Linked DNA regions of Homo sapiens: region 1 is linked to region 2. The links are chromatin contacts, found by Hi-C or POLR2A ChIA-PET in ENCODE. All regions are on one chromosome and are shown on one strand. The core of a region is the stretch at or near the end of the contact, and the rest is flanking DNA. Distances in the headings are between cores, read along the strand shown.

The links. A loop is a pair of places that touch in the nucleus more often than their neighbours do. ChIA-PET counts read pairs that join two places held with the same protein, here RNA polymerase II (POLR2A). Pooled maps may share reads with other maps.
Region 1: a map of B cell shows a loop between it and region 2 (11-fold over the local background). The contact joins two enhancer-like sites. A Hi-C loop is called at or near these places in 2 of 168 maps with a recorded cell type or tissue (B cell and OCI-LY7), 2 of 37 single-sample maps with no recorded cell type and 6 of 50 pooled maps. POLR2A ChIA-PET finds 5 or more read pairs at or near these places in 6 of 52 experiments (B cell, GM10248, GM12878 and 3 more).

What each region holds. Positions count from the first base shown.
Region 1 is chr14:105,849,186-105,854,499 of GRCh38, forward strand. It overlaps IGH and IGHM. Among named protein-coding and RNA genes, the nearest start is that of MIR4539, 5.7 kb to the right of the region's middle. Within about 2 kb of position 2,691, at least 3 of the 41 ENCODE cell types and tissues checked have a DNase peak (open chromatin) inside an H3K27ac peak, as active enhancers do; they include B cell and OCI-LY7, where a contact is called at or near this core.
Region 2 is chr14:105,815,107-105,820,163 of GRCh38, forward strand. It overlaps IGH. Among named protein-coding and RNA genes, the nearest start is that of MIR4539, 40 kb to the right of the region's middle. RefSeq lists an enhancer at 2,520-3,728. Within about 2 kb of position 2,990, at least 3 of the 41 ENCODE cell types and tissues checked have a DNase peak (open chromatin) inside an H3K27ac peak, as active enhancers do; they include B cell and OCI-LY7, where a contact is called at or near this core.

The sequences.
Region 1 (5,314 bases), core at 1,441-3,940, 34 kb after region 2:
TCCCCTGTAAATTAATGTGTCGAAGTCCTAACCCCCAGGACCACAGAATGTGACCTTGTCTGGAAACAGTCTTTGCAGCTGCAATCAAGTTCAGATGAGGTCACCCTGGAGTAGGGCAAGCCTCTGATCCAATATGACTGCTGTCCTCATGAAAAGGGGGAATCTGGGCACAGACAGCACGTGTGGAGAACGCCCTGTGAAGATGGTGCTGCTTCCATAAGCCAAGAGCACCAGAGACGGCCGGCAAAGCCCAGCAGCAGGGAGAGAGCCTGGAACAGAGTCTCCCGTGACACAGAGGAGCCAGCCCCGCCAAGGCCTCCATCCCAGATGCCCGGCCTCCAGAACCAGGACGGAATAAACGTCTGTTGTTTAAGCCACGCAGTCTGGGGTGCAGTGTTGCCAGGGCCACAGTTAACGGATACGAGTGTTGTCCTGAGCTGCCAGCCCCACAGGCTGCACGAGGCCTCCCTGCCCCAGCCCAGTGCAGACTCCCCAGCCCCCTGGGTGTGCCCTGGGCAGTGTGGGGCTCCTCACTCCATCCTCCCCCAGGCTGGGAGGTTGAGCCTGTGATGAGCTACATGGGGTGAAGCTGGAGCGAGAGGCTGGGAGGCGACTCGGAGCCCACGGTTGGAGGATGGATTTCCCCAGGGACCCACACGTGCACCTCCACCTGTCTCCTGGACATTGTCTCTGAGGGCAGGGCTGGTGCCAGCTCAGGGATCCAGCAGGGACAGAAGGGCGGGCCGGGTCCATGTGGAGAGCACATTTAGTGGGAGGGACACAACTTGTACCCAGCAGCCCCCAGATACCCATGACAGCTGGCTCAGAGCAAGTGCCAGGCTGCTCCTCAGAACCTGAAATGTCCTCCTTCTGGGCCCCCAGCTTATGAGCCCTCCCAAGACGCCATCCTGGATGCTTCCTCTAGGACACTTCTATGGCCTTGGGGTCTGCCCAGTCCTTCCAGCCTGGTCCTCTCCCCCCAGCCACCTGCCTCCACCCTGGTCTCACAGCCACTGCTGTCCTTGACTTTGCCATGGACTGTGGGTCACCCCTGGGTGACTGCACCATGGCCAAGTGAGCCTCCTGGCATGAGCCCCCAACTTTGGCTTGGCTGCCATCTCTGAAAAAATCCCCTGCTCTTTGATCCTGCTCCCACCTACCTGGGGAGTCATTTTTCGGCACTGCCCCAAGCCTGGCCACCACCTGCCCATCTTCAGGGTGATGGCAGAGACTTGTCCTCCCCACTATGCATTCCCTAACGGCTTCTAAGGACGACATGGTCACGCCCCCCATCCTCATCCACAAGGGGATGGCACTGGGAGCCCTAGCATCTGGGCAATGATGAGGACCTCGTGACGGGCTTAGTGCCTGTATGAGAGAGACCCTCGTGACGGGCTTAGTGCCTGTATGAGAGAGACCCTCGTGACGGGCTTAGTGCCTGTATGAGAGAGACCCTCGTGACGGGCTTAGTGCCTGTATGAGAGAGACCCTCGTGACGGGCTTAGTGCCTGTATGAGAGAGACCCTCGTGACGGGCTTAGTGCCTGTATGAGAGAGACCCTCGTGACGGGCTTAGTGCCTGTATGAGAGAGACCCTCGTGACGGGCTTAGTGCCTGTATGAGAGAGACCCTCGTGACGGGCTTAGTGCCTGTATGAGAGAGACCCTCGTGACGGGCTTAGTGCCTGTATGACAGAGACCCTGAGAGCTCCTTCACCATCTTCGGCTGCGCGAGGATGCAGTGAGGAGGCGCGTCTCTGAGCTGGGAATTGGCCCTCGCCAGACGTTGAAGTTGCCGGCGCCTTGATCTTAGACTTTCAGCCTCCAGCGCTGTGGGAGGCAAATGTCTGTTGCTCAAGCTTTGCAGCCGATAGTGTTTTGTGATAGCTGCCCAATTAGACTAAGACACTCGTTCACCTGAAACTTTTGCTCCAACTTCCACTCCCCTGCCACGGGCGCGACTGCTACCCCACCCCTGTGCTCCTGTGGAGTGCAAGGCCCCCACACTGTGCAGACAGGCCCACATGCTCTCGAGGGCTCAGCCTGCACCTCCTGGATCCCGGTGAGGCCCACATGCTCTCGAGGGCTCAGCCTGCACCTCCTGGATCCCGGTGGCGTGCACCACACATCATGAAGGTTTGGGGCAAGGCCAAGAACTGTCTGGGCTTGCTGGGAAGGGTGGCAAGGTGACCCGGGCAGTTGTAGGCATGTGGAGCACACACAGAGGCCCCCGAGGCCTGAGCCCCAGTCTCTCAATTCAGGCTGTGCTTGGAGGACCAGGCCTGGAACCCTCTCCTGCTCAGTCCCCTTCCTTCCATCAGGCTGGGCATGCCCCGAGTCTGAGTCTGGCCCACCTGCTTCTGCGGCCCCTTTCCTGGGCACGTGGCTTTCCTCGAAACCCCCTGCGCTGGCTGACCCAGCGCTCTTTTCCACAGCTCCCTTTGGAACTGGGGTCCCCCTTGAGATGCCCATGTAGCAGGAAAGTTTTGAAAAAGAAACAAAAACCCTCACCAGAAAGCAGTTTCATGGATAAAATGTGCATATTTATTTCAGGGCAACAAGCGTATACACAGCAAAGCAGTGTGGGGTAGAGCCCACCTCGTGGCCTGCAAGCCAGCCAGCCCCTGCCGGTCGAGAAGGAAGCCTGTGTGAGAGCACACAACTGGAGGCCGGGCGGGGAAGAGAAACACGTGCCAACAGGCCACGCAGGCCAGGACCCCAGACCCGGAGGCAGCGCCCCTTTGAGTTCCTCTCTCTGGTCTCCGATGTTCTTCTGTTGGGATCATTTCACCTACAGGCAACAGAGACAGTGTGAAATGCTTTCCCCGTGGTCGGGAAGGGAGCCGGGGCAGAGATGACCCAGTGGGGTGGTGTGGGGGCCTCCGGGCTAGACGTCCAGCCCAGGCTGCTCCCTGGGCCCCACACTCGCCCTGCACCCTCCTCCCTGTGCCACAGCCGTGCTACCTTGAACAAGGTGACGGTGGTACTGTAGAAGAGGCTCAGGAGGAAGAGGACGATGAAGGTGGAGGCGGTGGCCCACAGGTTCTCAAAGCCCTCCTCGTCGGCGCTCACCTCCCCCTCTGCAGGAGACACAGCACGGGGGAATAGGGTCAGGCTGGGGTGGCACCCAGCAAAGCCCCCCCGGGGCCCATCCTCTAGGCCCACCCTTGGCCCCTAGGCTGTGCTGCACCCAGGGGTGGGGAGAGCAAGTGCAGGGGGGCTCGGGCACTGCCCAGGGCATGGGCTGGGCCCCTGAAAGCCTGATGCAGCGGGGGCACAGGCCGAGACTGGGCAGGGCTGGGACTCTGAGGTCTTTTCCTCAGAGTCCTGGGGTGGCAGAGAGAGCGTGGGGGATGCAGCACACAGACCAAGGTGGGGGCTGGAGGGCGGGGCCCCAGCGGAGCAGCGGCCAGCATGTCCTGACTCTCCTGGAGGGGGAAGCAGGGGGTGTGGCCCTGCCCTGTGCTGTGGGGGCTGGCAGGTGGGAGGACTGAGCTGGGGGGAACCCGATCCTGACTCCCTCACCAAGGCCCTGACTCTCCAGCTCCCTCTTGGAGCAGAGTCTGCATGGGGACATCCTGGCGGACTTGTCCTACCCTGCCAGGACCCAGGGAGCAGACAGAGACCTGAGCTCCACAGTGGGATGAGGACATTCGGGGGGTTGCATCCCCTGCACAGATGGGCCCTTGGGAGACACCTGGAGCCCAGGACTCCAAAGGGCCAAGAGTGTGGCGGGGACTCGGAGGTGGCCCCAGTTAGAGACAGCACTGTGCGTTGGGTGTGGAGACCTCACTCGGGCCCTGCCTTCCCTGCTGGGGCTCGGTCCTTCCCGGGCTGCTGCTGTCTGACCTCGCCTGCTCCCTGCTGTGGGTTGGGGAGCAGGTGGTATTTGCAGGGGCAGACTTGCTCTAGCTCATCTCCTGAGGCCTCCTGCTAAGAGGAGCAGCTGCCCAGGGCAGCCACTCTGCCCTCTGGGCCCATATGCTTAGTCACTGCCTGCTCTCAGCACATGGCACAGGCTCTGGTTCTGCTCACCGGTGGGTGTGGGGGCTATCTGCTGCCTTCATCAGGAGCCTGGCCTCAGCAGGGGTCACATGCTATCCCTGGGGCCTCCGCTCCCCAGGCAGAGCACAAGCTGGGTGCCATGGCAGCACCTCCAAGCAGAGACAGAAGGACAAGCAGAGCCTGGGCCCAAAGCCCCGGTGCCAGCACAGCGCAGGGAGCAAACTGCTGCAGGGACAGAGTATCCGGCAGGGCCCTGGGAGAATGTTGGCGGGGGCCGGCCGGCATGCGCACGTGTTGTGCCTGTGGGTGTGTGCATGTCTGTGTACGCGTGTCCATCTGTTGTGTGCCTGTGGGTAGACGTGTGTGTCCACGTGTTAGTGTATCACATGCTCCTGTGTGTCTGTGTCAGTGTGTCTCTGGGTGTGCATGTGTCCATGTACTTGTGTCTGTACATGTGTGTGTGTTTGCATGCACATGTGTGTTTGTGAATGTGTGTGTCTGTGTGTGTATGCCTCTGTGCTAGTGTGTCTGTGTGTGTGCATGTCCTGCACATGTATGTGTCCATGTGTGCACATATCCATGTGTGTGCCCGTGTGTGTGTGTGCCTGTAGTCAGTGTTCTCTTTGTGTGCCTGTGCATGTTTGTACATGTGTGTCCACATATGTTTGTGTGTGGGTCCATGTCTGTGTATGTGTGTGCCCATGGGTTAGCACGTCTCTGTGTGTCCATGTGTTTGTGTGTGTCCGTGTCTGTCCATGTGTATCCACACATGCCTGTGTGCTGCCTGTATACGTGTGGCCTTGCTTTCAGCTTTCTTTCTGGAAGCAGTAGGAGGAATGGCAAGTCTGAGGTCAGCCTGCTGTGAGCAGCTGCAGGGAATTCAGGGGTTTCTAGAAGCCACTGAGGCACGCAGGTGGGTGAGGCAGGGGTGGGGGCTGTGGAGGAAGGTGTTCTGCAGGGGAGGCGCAGGGTGGGTGCAGCACAGCCGCCGCCCCAGTAGGCCAGAGCATCGTGCACTCAGGACCAGTATCTTTTGAATGGATCTTTTTATTTCTAATTTTATAAGATGCAACATCTCACCCCGTTGACACGGTTAGTTTGCATGCACACACAGAGCGGCCAGCCGCCCCGAGCCTGTGGGCAGGCCAGCAGGGTCAGTAGCAGGTGCCAGCTGTGTCGGACATGACCAGGGACACGTTGTACAGGGTGGGTTTACCGGTGGACTTGTCCACGGTCCTCTCGGTGACCCTGTTGGGCAGGGCCTCATGGGCCACCACGCAGGTGTAGGTCTCCCCCGTGTTCCATTCCTCT
Region 2 (5,057 bases), core at 1,740-4,239:
ATATTGGGTACAGTGTACACTACTTGGATGATGGGTGCCCTAAAATCTCAGAATTAACCACTATAGAATTCATCCGTGTAACCAAAAACTACTTGTATCCCAAAAGCTATTGAAATAAAAAGTATTAAGAAAGTCTTCATGTGCTAATTCCCATAGCTGAGGTCTGGAGTCCCTGTTGATCTTCCGTTTTTGCTGTTCTTACTCATGTTGCTTCGTCTACTTGTATGTGTGGTTCTTTGTGATTGTGTGCTGGATACTGTATTCAGAAGTATTGGGTTGAGCAACTGAACCTAAAATGACGTTATAATTTTCCAGAGACGGTTTTCATATGCTTCTGGCTGGTTCCTGGTGGAATTCAAAATCTGAGATCAACTTAACCCAGTGGTAGAGGTTGAGCTTTTCTAAGGACCTGAATAAAGTGCATCTGGTTGCAGTTCCTGTGAGGGATGATTTCCTTCACCTTTGCTCCTATAAGGAAAGTCCATGGGTTTCTAATCCAAAGTGCATGTACTTCCCAAGCGCCTTTCTCCTGGTGAGTCCTGGCCTCTGAGTTTTTCTCCCTAGCTCTAAGATTGTCAGGATTTCTGCTCAGCTTCTCACTGACTATCCCAGAATCAGCAAATGCTTTTGGGGAGGGGCTCAGGGGGAAGTGACTGCAAATGGCAGCTACTTTGGTGGCTATTATTCACCACTCTGGTATCTCTCCATTACCTTCAAACAGATTTTTAAAATACTTCTTTCAGATTTGCTAACTGGTCCGAGTTCCCTGTATGCCCTTAATAGAAGCAGACATCTGGCATCTTTATAAGAATCACATTTTCCGTTTGTTGCTGGTCTATAGAAATAAAACGGATTTCTGTACATTGGTATTAAAGCCAGTAATCTATTATTTTTAATAATATATTTTTATTATTTATAATACTATTTTAAGTAATACCATTTAAATTATTGAATATTTTGGATTTTTGCTATTTTGAATTACTTTTGAATACTTTTGTATCTTCTCCTGGATTTTTTCTGCTCTTCCACTGGGACTCCTGCGCAGACACTGGTGGGTCCTGTGACTTCCTTCCTCAGCCCAGTGTCACTCACTTTTCTGTGGCTCCCAGGAAAACACACAACCCCTCCCCAAGTCCCTCTGAGGGTCTCCTATCACCACAGAGTGAAGTCCAAGGCTGGAATCAGGGCCAGTCTGGCCCCATGCAGTCTGGCCTCTGGCCTGTCCTTCCAGCCCACTCCTTCCCAAGCCCACTGGCCTTCCCACCGCTCTTGAACTTGGCAAGCATGTTTCTGGCCTGGACCCTTCCCCTCCTGCTCCTTTTGCCTGGGATGCACCTCCCAGTGGTCCATGTCCCCAAGGACATATTCTGGATGCCTGGCATTGATGGCCACACCCTCAGCTGGCGCTGTTGTCCTTTATGGAGCATTTATTTGTTTTTAATTGCTTTTTTTCCTCTTCTGGTTTCTTTGTGATTTGTTTTTAATTGTATTATCCATTCCCCACCAGGACCTTAGTGCCGCAGTGCAGACACACTGCACGTGTCCACCTTAGCCCTTGGCCTGGCACACAGTAGATGTTCAATGAACATCACATTGTAAGTTGCTTTCCATTGACGATTTGTGACTTCTAACACTCTCCATGTGTTCTATTGGCTATTTGTGTCTGCAGCTGGCTAAAGAGAACTCCTCTTCCCCACGTTCCACTGAAAACTTCTTCAAGGTCGAGCTTGTCTCATTCATCATGTTTTTGTTTGTTTGTTTGTTTGTTTTTTACATTCACTTACTTGGACTCTGATAGTTAATTTTAGGTGTTAACTTGGGCAGGCCATACTACCCAGATATTTGGCCAAACACCAGTCTAGATAGTGCAGGTGATTTTTAGATGTTATTAACATTTCAACCTGTGGACTTTGAGTAAGGCAGATCATCATCCATAATGTGGGTGGGCCTCATCCAGGCAGTTGGAGGCCTTAAGAGAAAACAGACGGCAGTCCCCAAGGAGGACAGAATTCTGCCAGCAGGCTGAACTTTGGACGGGAGCAGCAGCCTCAGCTCTTCTCTGGGTCACCAGCCTGCTGGTTTGCCCTGCAGATTTTGGACATTCGTCTCCACAACTGTGTGAGCCAATTCCTTAAAATCTCTCTCTCGCATCTCTCCCTCTATCCATACCTGTGGCCATAGCCTGTGTCTATGTTGATACCTATTTCTGTCGATATCCACATCCACATCTATGGGTTCTGTTTCTCGGGAGCTCATGCGAATACAGGCTCTCTTTCATGTTAGATACTTTGGTCACTTTCTTTCCTGGGGTGCTTACTTTGTTTTTGGTGGCTTTGTCCTTATAGAGACTTTATTTTTTTCCTTGTGGGCAAATTTATCAGTCTTACTTTTCACTGTTCCTGGCCTTAGCCTCATTCTGAGAGAACACTTATTCACCTTAAGAGAATATAGATATTTTGCCATATTTTTTTCTGGTGTGATTATTGATCTGTATCAGTGCTGGTCTTCAATTTGCTTTTTGTCCTTACAATGAGAGCAGAAATCCTTTCTCTTTTCTCTTTCATTTTCCCAATTCCGTTTTGAGGTCTTGTCCAAACCAATGTTTTCTAGAATAAACTTGGCAGGTATAGAGCCGGCTATGGCCACAGCCGCAGACATCAGGGCCTCGGCTGGAGAGGAGAGGTGCAGGCCTCTGGAAGTCTCTTTGGGGCTGGAGACTATGGCCTGATTTCTGTCCAGGTCTTGGGGGGCCTCTGTCCACAAGTCTAGGGGGGCAGAAAGGGCTCAGACCCTTCCCTCAAAATACCAAGGGAGAGGAGGTCGGCTGGGCCCAGGCAGGTGGCTGGTGGTGAGCGCCCCGAGATCAGGCCAGGCTTGTCAAGCATTGATTTAGGTGTGGGAGGCAGACATGTCCTGTTTGTTACCAGCTGGAAACAGATGTTTCTGCCCCGAGTGCCACCTTAGAGGGTGGCGTCCAGGCCCAGCAGGCTGTGGCGACACGGGTGAGCTGCAGAGCGTGCGGAGGCGAGGGCCCTGGCCCATGTCAGGAGGCTGAGTTACGACTGTGGCTTCAGTGCCGGGAAAGCTGTAAACACATTCCTGTGCGGGGCCCTGGGCCACCTGGGGCATCACATGCCCCCAGAAGACAGATTTCTGTAGTCAGTCAGGACTCAACGGACATTTACGTAACATGGAAAGGGGAAGTGGTGCTGGAGGGCAGCCCCCTGAATCACTCTGTTGGAGCAATTCTGTTGGGTGAAGGTGCATGAAAACAACACAGTGTGGCTGAGGGCCAGGGCTGTAGACATTCGGTCAAGTGCACAGGCTGTGCTGGAGCAGCCCCGGCACTAGAAACAGGCGCAGGGTGGGGAGTTTGCTGGGGTCAATGTGCATTGCGTCGTGCATTTTAGGGTATTTCCTAGGTATAATTGCTAGAGAGAAACAAAGCTCAAATACAGATCATCTGCCCCACACCAGGTTCCCACCATCCTCAGGGGAATCACAGGTTACTGGCTTTGGAGACCGAGATGTCTTCCCGCCTCCCAGGGGCCTGTGGATGGGACTCCCTGCGAATTCGACTCCCAGGGGAAAAGCCAAGAGCTGCCTCCTTGGGACAGCTGGGCGGCAGCTGTGATCGCACATGGCTCAGGCAGAGGCCTGAGCGGCTGCCTCCGTTGGCCAGCAGGCTCTGAGAGCACTCGCCCGGCCTGACTGTTCATCCATCCTTTCACCCGGAGGCCAGCTGTGGCTGTCTGTGCTCTCAGAGGGGAGGCGATGGCAAGGCGCCTGCCATGCAGATGGGTGGTGGGAGTGAGCCTGTTACACTCTGAGGCCAGGACCGGGTCTGGGGGCACTGGGGCTCCAGGGTGGCCGAGGGCAGTGGGTCAGGCCTGAGAGTTCTGACTTTGTTCTTGGTGCAGTGGGAACCTCTCTGTGGGTTTGAATGGGCCGTCCTGATAGATTCATGTTTTAAAAAGACCACATGGTCCGTGGGGTGGGGGTGGGGCCGGAGGATCAGCAGGAGCCTCTGGCTTCGGAGTCATGGCACCTTCTCCTTCTCACGTCTCCCTCTGCCTCCCTCCTGTGACACCTGTGCCCACATTCGGAGCCACCCAAGTAATCCAGGCCCCTCTCCTCATCTCAAGATCATTGGCTTAATCTCATCTGCAAAGTCCCTTTTGCCATGTAAGATCTCAGAGTCACAGTTCTGGGAATCTGGATGAAGACACTTTTGGGGCCTGACTTAGCCGACTACCCACCTGCAGTTTCAGATGCCTTGAGTAGGAGGCACATAGCTGACTGCCAGTGCCAACGCGTGGAATAAAAGTCCACACTTAGGGACAGATATGAGTTGAAACTATGAACAGAAGCTATTGGAAACCATAATATTGATAAGCTCACCAAGAGCATGAGCAGGGGTTGAGGGGAGACTGAGCGGGACAGCTGCAAGAAGATGACCTACAGGACGCATCCTAGGAGCAAATGAGGCACCGGGGTTGGGGCACATGGCTGACACCGGGGCTCACCCTCGTCCTGTCTCTGGTCCGTGGGTGGGGAGGGCAAATGGCCGGAGGAGCTGTTTGGGGACCAAGCTCCCGCCACACCTCACTATTTGTTCCTCATCTGGTGGAGTGAGAGAAGCCCGTGTCCAACTGACCAGGGTCAAATCCGGGCCCCCAGTCTACTGCTGGAAGATTCCGGGCAATGTCTTGGCCTGTTTTGGCTGCTGTACCAAATACCTGTCGAGCTAAATAATGAACAGAGAGAGGCTCTAACAGAAAATATTTATTTGGGAACAGTGAGGTGTGGAGGGAGCTTGGTCCCCAAGCACTGCAGTGGGAGCACACATACCATCATAAACTATGTGCATATTCAGGGAGGTAAAAGACGACAAAGGTTTTTAAAGGAAAAATGAGGACGATTACATGATCGTTTTGAAATAATCTTTGGCTACAAGGATCAATAACAAGGGTGATGCCAGTATGAGGCGCACAGGCAGTTGCTGGGCAGCTGTCCTCGCAGAAGTATTTTTTTGTGTAAGGTTGCAATGGCCTTTG